2 separate regions of the Homo sapiens genome follow, and region 1 is linked to region 2. Evidence: chromatin contacts called from ENCODE Hi-C or POLR2A ChIA-PET data. All regions are on one chromosome and are shown on one strand. Each heading gives the region's core, a stretch centred on a gene start or an enhancer-like site at or near the end of the contact. The rest is flanking DNA. Distances are from core to core; before and after follow the strand shown.

What was found. Hi-C counts contacts between places; a loop is a spot of excess contacts on that map. ChIA-PET counts read pairs that join two places held with the same protein, here RNA polymerase II (POLR2A). Pooled maps may share reads with other maps.
Region 1: a loop to region 2 is called in a pooled map, with 2.0 times the contacts of the local background. The contact joins the promoter of NAGPA-AS1 here to the promoter of PPL in region 2. A Hi-C loop is called at or near these places in 1 of 50 pooled maps. POLR2A ChIA-PET finds 5 or more read pairs at or near these places in 5 of 52 experiments (HEK293T, HepG2, MCF 10A and 2 more).

The regions. Positions count from the first base shown.
Region 1 is chr16:5,028,891-5,035,638 of GRCh38, forward strand. It overlaps NAGPA-AS1 (NAGPA antisense RNA 1), which reads left to right and starts at 4,812. Exons shown (of 2, transcript NR_038913.1): 1 at 4,812-5,171. NAGPA (N-acetylglucosamine-1-phosphodiester alpha-N-acetylglucosaminidase) reads right to left here and starts at 5,045. Exons shown (of 10, transcript NM_016256.4): 1 at 4,939-5,045; 2 at 4,383-4,838; 3 at 2,855-2,994; 4 at 1,495-1,603; 5 at 1-118. The coding sequence starts at 5,024. RefSeq lists enhancers at 1-756, 4,282-4,783, 4,977-5,156.
Region 2 is chr16:4,933,354-4,940,431 of GRCh38, forward strand. It overlaps PPL (periplakin), which reads right to left and starts at 3,795. Exons shown (of 22, transcript NM_002705.5): 1 at 3,631-3,795. The coding sequence starts at 3,692. RefSeq lists a silencer at 3,738-4,137.

The sequences.
Region 1 (6,748 bases), core at 3,562-6,061, 97 kb after region 2:
CGGGTAACTGGCCAAGGTCCCGTTGAGCACAAAGGTGGCAGAGCCACCCCCATCCAGGTTGATGGCGTTGACCACGTCCTGTTTCAGCAGGAACTCCGCCATTTCCCACAGGTTGATGCTGCGGCACAAAGCGGCGCTGCTCAGGCTCAGCGCCCACCATCATTTCTCATTTAACTCCTTTTCCTTCCACAGTGCAGAGCATCACGCCCACAGTGCAGGCACATTTCTAAGTGGCCCCCGCCCCCAAGCATGTCTCATCCTAGCCCCCGGAAGCTGTGAACACGTGAGATCACACCCATGCCTGTGCTGTTACATGGCATAGGAATCCTTAAGGGAGGGGAAACGGCCCGGAGGATCTGGGTGCAGCCACTGGAATCACAGGAGTGTTCAACACAGAGAGCCTTCTCTGGCTGGTGACAGAATAGGAAGTGAGATTTGAAATACGAGGGGGATGAGAGGGTGGCCGGACAACTGGGGGAGAGGACACACATGGGAAGGAACCTGGGCAGCTTGAAGGAGCTGAGGCCCCAGATGGCGGCCAGCAGGGAAACCAAGACCTCAGTCACAACTGAGGAGGCGACGGGGATTCTTCCAACAACCTAAACAAGAGGATTCTTTCCAGATAAGAGAAGAGCCCTGCCTAACCAGCATCTTGGTTTTGTCCATGGGACACCCTGAACATAGAACATTCCAAGTTGACCAGCCTGGCCAACATGATGAAACCCTGTGTCTACTAAAAATACAAAAATTAGCCAGGTGCGGTGACTCACGCCTGTTAATTCCAGCACTTTGGAAGGCCGAGGTAGATGGATCACCTGAGGTCAGGAGTTCGAGACCAGCCTGGCCAACATGATGAAACCCCATCTCTACTAAAAATACAAAAATTAGCTGGGTGTGGTGGCGGGTGCCCGTAATCCCAGTTACCTGGGAGGCTAAGGTGGGAGGATCACCTGAACCTGAGAGGTAGAGGTTGCAGTGAGCTGAGATTGCACCACTGCACTCTGGCCTGGGCGACGGAGTAAGACCCTGTCTCAAAGAAACAAACAAACAAAAGAACATTCCCTGCTGAGTGTTGCTAAATTTGTGCTGGTTATGCAACCAGAGCAAACCAAAACACTCTCTTTACAGGGGCTAGAAATGAGGCTCAGGGAGGCCGAGGGACTTGTCTACGGCATAGGTGGGTAGACAAGTCATCGATGGCTAAGCTGGGATTGGAACCAAGATCTTCTCCCTGCTCACTTTGTGACCATTTCCTTGTATCCTATCTAGGGTTCAGGAAAGGTGAGGCCTAAAGCTGAAGATGATGAGTTCTTGGAATCGGCAAAGATCTCAGAACCCTCATCCTGTGGGAAGGTGAGGGGGCCCTGGGAGGGGGGACAGATAGGTGTCAACATCCCAGAAAGCAGGTAGAGTCAGAGGGTGGCTGTCATTGGGTCAACGTTCCTCCTAGCAGGACTGAGCCCCGGCCGGGGGGCCTCAGCTCCCAGGACTCACCCACGCTGCTCCGTTTGGCCGTCTGCATGAAAGAGCACCAGCTGCCCTTTCCGGTCGTGGCCAATGGCCGTCCTGGCTGATATCACATTCACAAATTTGCTAAAGGAACCTGAAGGAAAAGCAGCCTGGCTGATCACCGCCCCTTGGGAGGCCTCCTGCTTCTTGCCTAACTCCACTTCCCACTGGTCTGAGCTACCTGGTACCTCCCTGGGAAGCACAGCAGCCTCCTTGCTCGTCTCCCTGCCTCCCCTCTGCACATCCCAGTCTCCCCAGGGCAGCCGGGGGGTCTCTTCTTACAGGTAAACCAAGCTATGCCAGCCTCCAGGTGAAGACCCTCTAATGGTTTCCCCTGTTCTTAGAACAAAATCCAAAGAGCCAGCATGCCCTCCCCAGCCTCTTCCTCCTCCTGCCTCAGCTCCTGGGTGTCCCCTCACCACCCTGCAGCCACTTTGCACTTCCTGTTCCCTCTGGCTGGGAACTGTGCTTTTCTCTAGCTTGCTCCTTTGTCAGATCACCTCCTTAGTGAGGCCTTCCTTGACCGCCCACTCTTTTTTTTTTTTTGAGACAAAGAGTCTCGCTGTGTTGCCCGGGCTGGAGTGCAGTGGCATGATCTCAGCTCACTGCAACCTCCACCTCCCAGGTTCAAGCAATTCTCATGCTTCAGCCTCCCAAGTAGCTGGGACTACAGGCACACACCACCATGCCTGGCTAATTTTTGTATTTTTTTTTTTTGTAGAGATAGGTCTCACTATGTTGCCCAGGCAGGTCTTGAACTCCTGGGCTCAACCGATCCTCCCGCCTCGGCCTCCCAAAGTGCTGGGATTATAGGTGTTAGCCACCACACCTAGCTTACTGCCCACTCTAAAATGGTCATGGTATCCTGTCCCCATCCCAGTATTCTGCATCCCAGTGGTTCTCAACCTTGAGTGTCGGTCAGAGTCACCATGGAGGCCCGTTAAAACATAGACTCTTGGGCCTTGCCTCTGATTCTGCAGGTCTGAGGGTGTGGGGCTTTGAAACAAGCTCCTGGGCCACGCCGATGTTGCAGGTCCATGAAGATTTTTTTCTCTTCACTTTTCTCTTCCTGTACCCACAGCTCCGGTCCCCATCTCTCCCCTTTCCCCTAACTTTATTTTTGTTTCTGAGCACTTATCAATTCTTTTCAGCATATTCTATAACTATTTTTTGTCCTATATATTCAATATAAGCCTATCTTCCTCCCCATGAATCCCCAGTACCCAGAATAGTGCTGGGCACAAAGTAGCTGCTCAATACTTGTTGAAAGACTTAAGAACAGCTCCGCCCAGCCCACTGGTCCTGGTTCTCGAGAGGGTTGTTGCCAACAGCCTCCCCATCCAACCTGTCTCCTGTGTCTCGTCACACTCTGTGGCTTGGCTCTCGTTGATGTAGATGCTTCCATTACGAATCAGCCACACGACCCCACTCAGCAGCTGCACAAATGGGTTCTCAGTGTCCAGCACCTCCTCCTCAGACAGGTACCTGGATCCGGGGAAGGTGGGAAGCTCACTCACCAGCAGGGGCAACTGCAGATAGTCAGGCTCTTTCTCCCTAGCCATCCCAACCTGGCTGCTAGATTCCCCCTCATGCCCCAGGAACCTCCTGGGGCCTGAGTGTAGCTGGGACAACTTAACAGCCCTAGGAATCTCCCTGTTGTCAGAGCTGAAGCTGGACAGGGTTCTGACAATACAATCCCCACAAGCCTTTGCAAACAGTCTGTTTCATTTAACAGAAATGACCATCCCCCAACAGAGCTCAAATCCATCTATGGCCCTCAATCCCCAGGCCATACCCAGCCCAACTACCACTTGATCCCTGTTACGGCCCTTCATTGGCTTCCTTGTTTCTCCACTGCTCTCTCCCACCTGGTCCCACTCAGGATCAGAACAAGCTTTATCATCAACAAATACTTTTTTTTTGAGACTCAAATAATTTTTAAGATAATTTTAAATAATTCAAATCATCAATCTTGCCAGGGCGTGGTGGCTCACACCTGTCATCCCAGCACTTTGGGAGGCTGAGGTGGGTGGATCACTTGAGGTCAGGAGTTCGAGACCGGCCAGGCCAATATGGTGAACCCACTCCCCCGTTCCCCACCCCATCCCGTCTCTACTAAAAATACAAAAATCAGCCGGGCGTGGTGGCACACGTCCGTAGTCCCAGCTACTCCAGAGGCTGAGGCAGGAGAATCGCTTGAACCCGGGAGGCAGAGGTTGCAGTGAGCCGGTATCATGCCACTGCCCTCCATCCTGGGCAACAGAGCAAGACTCTGTCTCAAAAAAAAAAAAATCATCAGTCTTGATGAGTTGATGTTTCTGACACCCCACTCCTTTTTCAGTCCCTCATACACACAAGCCCCCCTGAGCCTCTGAGCCTTTGTGCGTGGGGTTCCTTTGGACTGAAACGCTCTTCCTCCAGTTCTGACCTTGGCTCACTTAGTGATTCATCTTCAAGTTCCCACTCAAAGGTCACCTCGGAGAGGCGTGTTCCAGATCACCCTCCCTAAAATCAACACTATTTACAACGGGTTCACCCCGTTGGTTGCTTTGCTGCACACACAGCAATCAGAATGTATGTTAGCTATTTACCCGGCTTTTGTTGATTTTTCTAGTAATGGGGGAGGGCTGTTAAGGCAAAGACTGTGTTGTTCACGGCTATCTCACCGGGGCGCGGCACATTGCCTGATACAAGCAAGTGCTCAATGATACTGGATGATGAATAAACTCTGCAAGGAAGCGATTCCTATCCCCATTCTGCAGAGGAGGAAACAGGGGCTCAGCTTGGTTAAGTGACTTGAACACGGAGGCACGGCTACAACCCAAATCTCAGGCCCTCTGCCCTCGACAGCACGGGGCTCCCTGCCTCCTCACCCGGTGACCAGGGTCCCGTCGCGGCGGATCCCGAACTGCGCGTTCTGCAGCCCCCCGGAGCTGCTCACCCGCCGCTCGTCGCTCACCACGTTCCCCAGGCACTCGCCCGAGTTCATGCGGAAGAAGCCGCCGTTCTGGGCGACACGGCAGTCGGCCGCCCGCGCCGTCTCCTCCACGGTGGCGCGTCGTCTCGCCGCGCAGCCGCCGGGTCCACCGGGCTCCAGCACCGAGAAGGTGCGCAGGGGCTCAACGGCCCGCGTCAGGTGGCCGGCCACCGCGCGGTCCCTGAAGTGCGACACGAAGGTGCGCACGGCCAGACCGCCGGCGCCGGGAGTCGCGGGAGGCGGAGGCCAACTCTCGTGCTCGCGGTTGCCGGCGCGCACCCGTGTGCAGTCCCGGGGGAGGCGCGCGCGCGCGCGTGGATAGGGCAGTAGCAAGTCGTCGTCGCGGGAGGCCCTGCGGGGACGGGCGGCCGTGAGCTCAGGGGGCTGTCCTCGTGAGCTCGGAGGACAGGGGGGACCCCCCGAACCAGGCTGGCCCAGGGAGCTGCACTCACCCCGAGTCGAGGCCGCCGGACGCTTCCCAGAGGAAGCCGAATAGTGCAAGCCGGAGGAGAAGCCAGCGACCCGTGGAGGTCGCCATATTGGACCGGGGCCTCGGGTCATGTGGGCTCGCCTCACGTGACTCAAGTCCCAGGGTGGCCGCTTTCAGCTCGGACTGAATTACCTGCGCTCTTTTCGGCTGGCGGGCTGGCGGGCGGTGCTGGTGATGTTAACTTTTTATCTCCAGGTAATCTCAAACCTACAGGAAGTTGCAAGGAGAGCATAAAGAACTCTCGTAGAACTGTTATTCATGTTTAGCAGTGGTTTAGGCTTGCCTGATTTACTCAATCATTTGTACTTTGTTTTTTTTTTTTCCTGAACCAATGGCAACCAAATTGCAGATGTCATGATCCTTTACCCCATACCTCGCCATGAATCTCCTAAGAACAAGGGCATTTTCTTAACCACAGGGCAAATATCATTAGGACAACTCCCATTGACATTTCTGTGATGTCATCCACAGCTAACCTTCAATTGTCCCTCTAATGTCTTTTTTTTTCTTTTCCTTTTTGTCCGCCCCTGACCCTGTAACCCAGGAGTTGCTTTTAGTTGTCATGTCTCTTTGATCTCTTCATCTGGAAGGCTCCTCAGCCTTTTGTCTTTTACTACCTTGACATTTTTGAAGACAGCCCAGCTACATGATTTGTGTGACTCAATGCAAAATGAAAACGTGGGGACACTTACTAAAAAACCCAGAAAACTATTAAGAATTTCAAGATGGTCAGAGCAAATGGTTGCAGCAAGCCAGGGACCTTCTGAGTGAGCCCATGAAGCTGGCCCTGAGTATAGAAGCCAGTTTATTTTGTAGCATGTACTTCAAGCTTCCTTTGAGAGGATTCTTCTCTTCAGGCCTCCTGTCCCAGTGCAGTGTCCAGGGTTGGGTGGTGTCTTGGTGCCAGTGCAGTGCGTGGGCCATTCCAGGAGCCACGGCAAGTCTAATTGGCTTGATACTGTTGCGGTCTTGCCAGTGCACCTTAATATAGCAGTTTCTCCTTGTCTGAACTAGTCCCGGGGTTCTTTGTCCTACCTCCAAGAAAACTAAGGAGCGTGGACACAAGGGTGGGGTTGGAGCGAACGTTTAATAAGGGAAAGAAGAAAGCTCTCCAAAGTGGAGACGGGAGTCCGAGTGGATTGTCGGGTTACAGCTGAATGCAAAAAGCTTTTTTTTTTTTTTTTTTTAAGACAGAGTTTTGCTCTTGTCACCCAGGCTGGAGTGCAATGGTGCGATCTTGGCTCACTGCAACCTCAACAACCTCTGCCTCCTGGGTTCAAATGATTCTCCTGCCTCAGCCTCCCGAGTAGCTGGGATTACAGGCACACGTCACTGCGCCCTGCTAATTTTTGTATTTTGGGTAGAGACGAAATTTTACCATGTTGGCCAGGCTGGTTTCAAACTCCTGACCTCAGGTGATCCGCCTCCTTCCGCCTCCCAAAGTGCTGGGATTACAGGCGTGAGCCACTGTGCCTGGCCGCAAAAAACTTTTATAGGACACTGCTCTCCTCCTGGTAACTGAGTAACTTCTTACCAGTAAAACTGCCTGTGCAGCTCCCCTTATGTTATGCAGCTGTGGGTATGTCTCTAGGCAAGTGCAAATCGCTGCTTCTCTTGTTTGTGTAACTGTGGGTTTGTTTTAGATAAGGCCCCCTCCTCCCTGTGCCGGTTTCCATGGAGCCCACTGTGTATATGCCTGAAAAGGAGAGGAAACTTTTTCCCGGGAGCCTGCTAATTATGCAAAGAACAAAGGGCTTCTGCGCTGGACCCTG
Region 2 (7,078 bases), core at 2,545-5,044:
TACTGGGACCCAGGTCTGGGTGGAGGGGCAAGATTAATCCCATTCAACAAATTCAGAAGCGCTGGGGCTCAGGGATGCTATGTTTCTTTTCAAGCAGAGGCAGAATTGAGCCTGACTGCAGAGCTGGGTCTTGGCCACTCCATCCCACCCCGTGACAGGTCAGATGCCTCCTCTGTGAAGTCCTCCCTCACCTCCCAGCATCTGTGCTCTGACTGTGACAACTCTCACTTGAGGCCTGTCACAAAGTATGTGAGTGGCCAGGGTGGAGACCTCATCTGTCCGGCTCTATGCTCCATTGCTCCTGCCTGGCCCCATCAGTCCGACGCTCATGTAACCATACATGTACTGAAGCTTAACTCCATCTTATCTCTGTGATGTGACTGCCAGCGACTCAAGTGCAGGGAGGTTGTCCACGTCTCCTCCACGACCACGTGCTAAAACCCAGCAACAGTGCCTATGGAATTGTGCAGTGCACAGCCTGTCCACCATGATATCAAGTTTAACCCTGGGTACACCACAGCTAGCTTGCCCGCATTTGCTTAATAACTGTAATCGTCACAGATGCTATTACCTGCGGCCGCTTATCATTCACAACCTTTCCCCTGCATTATTTCATTTAATCCTGAGCCAACATCGCCAGGCAGGCACCGTGCTTATTCCCATCCCACAGGTGAGAAAACAGGCTCAGAGAAGCCAAGCAGCTCCTCTGAGGTCGCACAGCCAGGAGGGTGGCAGCGGGTCTCCTCCAGGGCCTCTCTACTAGGCTGGAGGCTGTCCTCGGTCACCTGCACCATCTGGCCTGACTCTGTCATTAGCTCAGGTGTGAACATCAACTCCCACACCTGTCATTAGGAACCCGGGCAACGGGAGCAACGGGGTTCACACCCTGTCCCGGCCCTCCCCAGCTTCAGCTGCTAAAAGGCAGACAAACTGGAAGGGGTGGCTTTCTCGGTGGGGTGTTCCGTTCACTAATCCACACTTTGTAGTCCAAAGGCCTGACTACCTTGGGTATGAAAGTCACCACTTGGGGCTCCTGGGTCCCCTGGGCTCGGAAAGGGCTGCTACCCTCATCCGGGCACCTCCTGTGTGCTACAGCACTGCTCCTCCCAGCAGCCCTATGCATGAGACACTCAGTATTACCACCCGTGCTGTGCAGAAAGGGAAAACAAGGCTTCGAGAGGCTCCAGGGTGGAGATGCCAGGATCAACAGTGAGGCATTCTGCTCTCAGTGCTGGAGCTCCTACTGCCCCCCATGCTGAATCTCACCAGCAATTTTGTCCTCCCCCAGACAATGGAGCGGGCCCCTGGAAAACTCAGAGTGAAGGAATAACTTGGGGATCCACTCCCTGTGACCAGCGACCACAGCCTAGAGCCGCAAGTCTGTCCCCTCCACCCCCCCACCAAGACACTTGCTATGGGGCTGGCTGGGCATCAGGCAATGTTCAAGAGATGCGTTTGAGAGGATGGGGTACAGGGCTACCCCCACCCCACAATCCAGTCTGCGAACTAGTCCCCACTAAGGGGAGGGGGCAGAGGGATGCACTGGGCTTGGAGACCACCCGGGGAGGCATCTGACATCTGCTCAGGGCTGTGGCTGTGCTCATTCTGTGCTGGGGTGGCAAGGCTCAAAGGAATGGTCTTGCACCCCAGGCTGGGGAGAGAATCAGGAGGGCTTCCTGGAGAAAGAGACGTCTAAATGGAGATCTGGGACCAATGGCTATCAGCCTAGGACAGACCGTGGCTGCCTTGGGCCAGATATACAGAGAGTGGCAGGACCCCAAATCTTTGCCACCCCAGACCCTCCCAGTCCCTGCAGCTATAAAGGATGGGATGCCTTTCATCCTCATGCTTCTGGGAAAGCCCGCACCCCTCCCAGCTTGTCTGGGTTCATTAGAACCTTTTGTTAGGTCCAAGCTGGGGCCTTCAGGATGGAGAGCTGCACGAAGGAGGGAGGCTGGGAGGAGGCAGAGGGCGGGGCGAGGCCTGGCCCCACCACTGGTATGTGGGTGTCTGCATGTGTGAAGGACTGGATGGGTCTAGTCTCTGGGGTGGAGAGGACAGAACGGTTCTCCACGGCTGGCACGGAGCATCCAATTGTGCAATGCCCCAGGGAACAGTGCAGGGACTGGACGGGCCTCTGGTTGGGTCTGAGTGCCAGCTGGACGCAGCCATGGAGGAGGGGTGTGCAGGCCCTGCCCAGTCTCTGGGGTTGTGAAAGATAGGGGAGGGGTGGGGAAATCTCTAAAGGCGGGTAATGCCTCTGAGCTTGAAAGAGCCCAAACGGAGATACGGGTGGGTGGGATCACAGGGCAGGGGGGTTTCTGAAAGGGCTGGAAGGCCCCGGAATGGAGTGTCGCACTCCAGCGTGCTAGGGCCCCGCCGCCTGCACCTGTCCGACTGGTCGGCCTAGGCCGGACTGCAGGGGTTGAGTGGGAGCCCTGGGCCCAGAGGCCTCTCCTTGCCTAGGGAAGAAGTGAGGAGCTGCTTGAGGGCACAGTGGGGGCTCCCAGTGAGAGCAGCTTGGGGGCAGAACTCCCAGACAGGAGAGCCATGTAATGTGCGGGCCCCTCACCTGCCTGAAGCCTCTTGTCCGAGAAGCTGGCAAAATGGTCCTTGCTAGCCCAGAGCCCCCACTCTATTTTCCGAAGTGGGGATATAAGGCAGGGGCTGGATTCCCACCCCCTCCGTCAATCTCAGCATCTCCACCAGGCTCCCCTAAACCGGTTATTAAGTGAACACATTAGGCTTATCAAAAGGGACGTGGGCTGCTTCTCCCTGCAAACACATCAAGACATGCCATTCCCCTCCCAGGCCGCCCTGGGAACCCGCGGCTCAGAGACGCCGCCAGTTTCGGGGCTGGGGTGGGGGCAGGGAGCCACACCCCTGCGAAACCGAGCTTCGAAGAGGAGGCCCCGAAGCCGCCCAACCTCCGCTCAGAACCCAGAGGGTGGGGAGGTAAGGGGGTGCCTCCCCCTGTGCCCCTCGACCCGACCCCACACCCCCCAGGGCCTCCGGGCGCGGCTCTGGCGCGCAGGGTGGCAGGTGCCGGGAAGTGCAGCGGCGGGTGGCCCGCCCCCTCCGGACACCCATCCCTCGCCTCCCCGACGCCAGGAACACTTGCGCGGTCTCAGAGGCGCTGGAGAGCGCCCCCCGACGCCAGCTCAGTTTCCCTGCCTCAGGGCGCCCCCTGGACGGAGCTTCCTGGGTCGCCCGCAGCGACCCCGCCTTGAGTGCCCGGTCCTCCAAAAACTCCGCCCCCTCATCCAGGTGACTATTCCCGGTCCTGTGCGACCCTCTGCGCAAGAGCGACCCTGGGACACGGGGGTGCCCTGTACCCCCAGCTCAGCTGCCCGTGCCCTAGGCCCTCAAGGCAATGCTCCCTGGGCTCCCGGAGTCCCCTGTGTTATGCTCCCCCTCGGGGACCCCAGCCAGTCCCTTCCCACCTGGCGGCGCTTCCCAGCTTCAGGGTGGCCTCGGTCCCGCGTTCCCGAGAGTCCCGCACTCCGGGTTCAGTTCCCGGTTCCTGGACCCCCGTACCCCCCATTCCTACACTGCCCGGGAGGTCTTCCAGGTCCTGTGCGCCCACAGGGGCAAGAGCGTCCCGGAGCGGAGCTGTGGGCGCCTCCTCACCTCCGGGTCTGCACAGTGGGGCTGTATTTGCCTTTGTTTCTCTTCCTGAAGAGCGAGTTCATGGTGGCGCTCGGGGTGCGGGCGGCGGCGGCTGGCGGGCCGGGCGCGCACCGAGGGGCGGGCGGGAGCGCAGGTGAGCGAGCGGCGGCGCGGGGAGCCCGGACTGCGGCGCGGCAGTGGCTCCGGGTCCCTACTCGCTGGGGGCGGGGCGCCCGCCGGCCACTGGCTCTGCGGGCCGCTCCCCGAGAAGGTGGTGCTTACCTTCCCGAGGAGGGGCCACCGCGCGGGCGGGGCTTGGACGCGGGGGTGGGGACACTGGGTCTTGGCCGGACGCCGCCCACCCCCAGCCGGGGGACTCCGGAGGCCGGGCAGGCACTGGGGCGCAAAGGCCGCCGGGGCGAGCGCTCGCAGCCCCACCCTCCTCGGGCCCGGCGCGCCTCTGGCCGAGGCCTTCACCTGGTTCTGCGCTACCGCGGAACTCGGCGCTCCTGGTGCTTTGGCGGACACCCAGCTGGGCCCCGCAAGACAGGTGCGGCAGAGACCCGCACGGATTCATGTGCCCTAGTAGCTAGCGAATTGCACTCAGATGGTGGCAATTGAGGGAAGGGGGCTGAACTGCCGAGGGCGCCGGCCTGAGTTCAAGCCCTGCCACCCCCAGGTTGGCTGACACTCCTGGGCAAGGTGTTTTACTGCTCCCAGCCACAGTTTACTTCTTTGTCAAACGGTGATAACCACCACCCCATCCGAAAGGCCTGTGGGGATGTCCCTGCAGGTAATGCACGCAAAGCGCTGAGCGCAGTGCCCTGGCCTGAATCTGCTCTCCGCTTGCCATCTCGGGTGGACAAAAACTCCTTTGAAACTTCAATAACTCCAGGCCCTGGCACTAGAAGAGCGCTTCATAGCTGGTCATAAAAGCTGCTCGATTGCGGCTCAGAACAACGACGTTGCACAATTCTGCCAGCATGTCCTGGCCCAGACTGTGTGCCAGTGGAGGAGGCTGCCCTTAGACAGAAACCTAATCTGACCTGAAGCCCGGATGGCACACACCACCACACCTGGCTAATTTTTAAAAATTTTTGTAGAGGCAGAGTTTCACCATGTTGCCCAGGCTGGTCTTGAACTCCTGTGCTCAAGTGATCTGCCGGCCTACAGCCTCCCAAAGTGCTGGGATTACAGATATTAGCCACCGTGCCCAGCCAACCTTATTCTTAATGGGGCTTCTATGGGTGGGCTTAACCCATTTATGCCTGAGGTTGCAATTTTTTGAATTGATAAATCATACCTTGGCAGTGACCTTGAGCAGTAGGAGATAACTCCCACAGGCGTCACGTTCCAATAATGGACCACTAGGCGTAAATAGAGGTGTGATTCCTCCTAAAGTTGTGCCTGCCTGCCTGCCTTCCTTCTTTCCTTCCTCTCTCTTTCCTTTCTTGCTTTCTTGCTTTCTTTCTTCTTTCTTCTTTGAGACTCAGTTGCCCAGGCTGGAGTGCATTGGCACAATCATAGCTCACTGCAGCCTTGACTTTTGGGGCTCAAGCAATCCTCCCACCTCAGCTTCCCGAGTAGCTGGATCCACAGGTGTCCACCACCACGCCTGGCTAATTTTTAAAACCTTTATATTTATATATGTTTTTTGTAGAGATGGGGTCTCGCTGTGTTGCCCAAGCTGGTCTTGAATTCCTGGGCTCAAGCAGTCCTCCCACCTTGGCCTCCCAAAGTGCTGGGATTTCAGGTGTGAGCCACTGCACCCAGCCCTAAAGTTGCTTTCAAAATGTGTGTGTCCAAATGTGCATTTTTCTGGGGGAGGATGTATTGCTCAGTGGAGTCATTTACTCATTCAACACATGTTTCCCATCACTCTCACAGCCTCAGTGTGCCTGGCTCTGCTTGTTGTACACGGATGAGAAAAGGGAAAAGAACAACACAAAAGGGGCTTTCTCTTTGGGAGCTTTCAGGTCCCGGGGCAGGGGACACATATTAAAAATGTTAACTTGGATGGGCGCGGTGGCTCACTCCTGTAATCCCAGTACTTTGAGAGGTCGAGGCAGGGGGATCACCTGAGGTCAGGAGTTCAAGACCAGCCTGACCAACATGGTGAAACCCCGTCTCTCCTAAAAATAAAAAATTAGCTGGGCGTGGTGGCGCCTGCCTGTAGTCCCAGCTACTTGGGAAGCTGAGGCAGGAGAATCTCTTGAAACTGGGAAGGGGAGGTTGCAGTGAGCTCATATCACGCCACTGCACTCCAGCCTGGGAGGTCACAGTGAGCTGAGATCGTGCCACTGCACTCCAGCCTGGGCGACAGAGTGAGACTTCGTCAAAAAACAAAAACAAAAACAAAAACACGTTAACTTTTCTTTTTCTTTCTTTTTTTTTGGAGATAGGGTCTTGCTGTGTTGCTCCGGCTGGAGTGCAGTGGCGTGATCATGGCTCACTGCAGCCTTCCTTGACCTCCCAGACGGAAGCCGTTGTCTCTTCTCAGCCTCCCTCTCAAGTAGCTGGGACCACAGGTGTGCACCACCATGCCTGGCTAATTTTTTTTAAATTAATTAATTATTATTTTTTTTTTGACAGTCTGGCTCTTGTCGCCCAGGCTGGAGTGCAATGACACACTCTCGGCTCACTGCAACCTCTGCCTCCTGGATTCAAGCAACTCTCCTGCTGCCACCACGCCCTGCTAATTTTTGTATTTTTAGTAGAGACAGAGTTTTGCCATGTTGGCCAAGCTGGTCTTGAACTCCTGACCTTGTGATCTGCCTGCCTCAGCCTCCCAAAGTGCTGGGATTACAGCTGTGAGCCACTGTGCCTGGCCTTTTTAAATTTTTTTAATTAATTAATTAATTATTTAATTTTTTTTGAGACAGAGTCTTGCTCTGTCGCCCAGGATGGAGTGCAGTGGCATGATCTCGGCTCACTGCAAGCTCCGCTTCCTGGGTTCATGCCATTATCCTGCCTCAGCCTCCCAAGTAGCTGGGACTACAGGCGCCCGCCACAACGCCTGGCTAATTTTTTGTATTTTTTAGGAGAGACGGGGTTTCACCATGTTAGCCAGGATGGTCTTGATCTCCTGAACTTGTGATCCACCCACCTCGGCCTCCCAAAGTGCTAGGATTACAGGCGTGAGCCACCACGCCCGGCCTTTAATTTATTTTTTTTAGAAGGAGTCTCACTCTACCACCGGGCTGGAGTGCAGTGGTGCAATCTCGGCTCACTGCAACCTCCGACTCCCTGGTTCAAGGGATTCTCCTGCCTCAGCCTCCCGAGTAGCTGAGATCACAGGCACGTGCCACCATGGCCAACTAAATTTTGTATTTTTAGTAGAGACGGCTCAAACTCTTGACCTCAGATGACCTGCCTGCCTTGGTCTCCCAAAGTTCTGGGATTACAGGTGTGAGTCACTGCACCCGGCCGCCTGGCTAATTTTTAAAATTCTTTGTAGAGATGGGCTCTT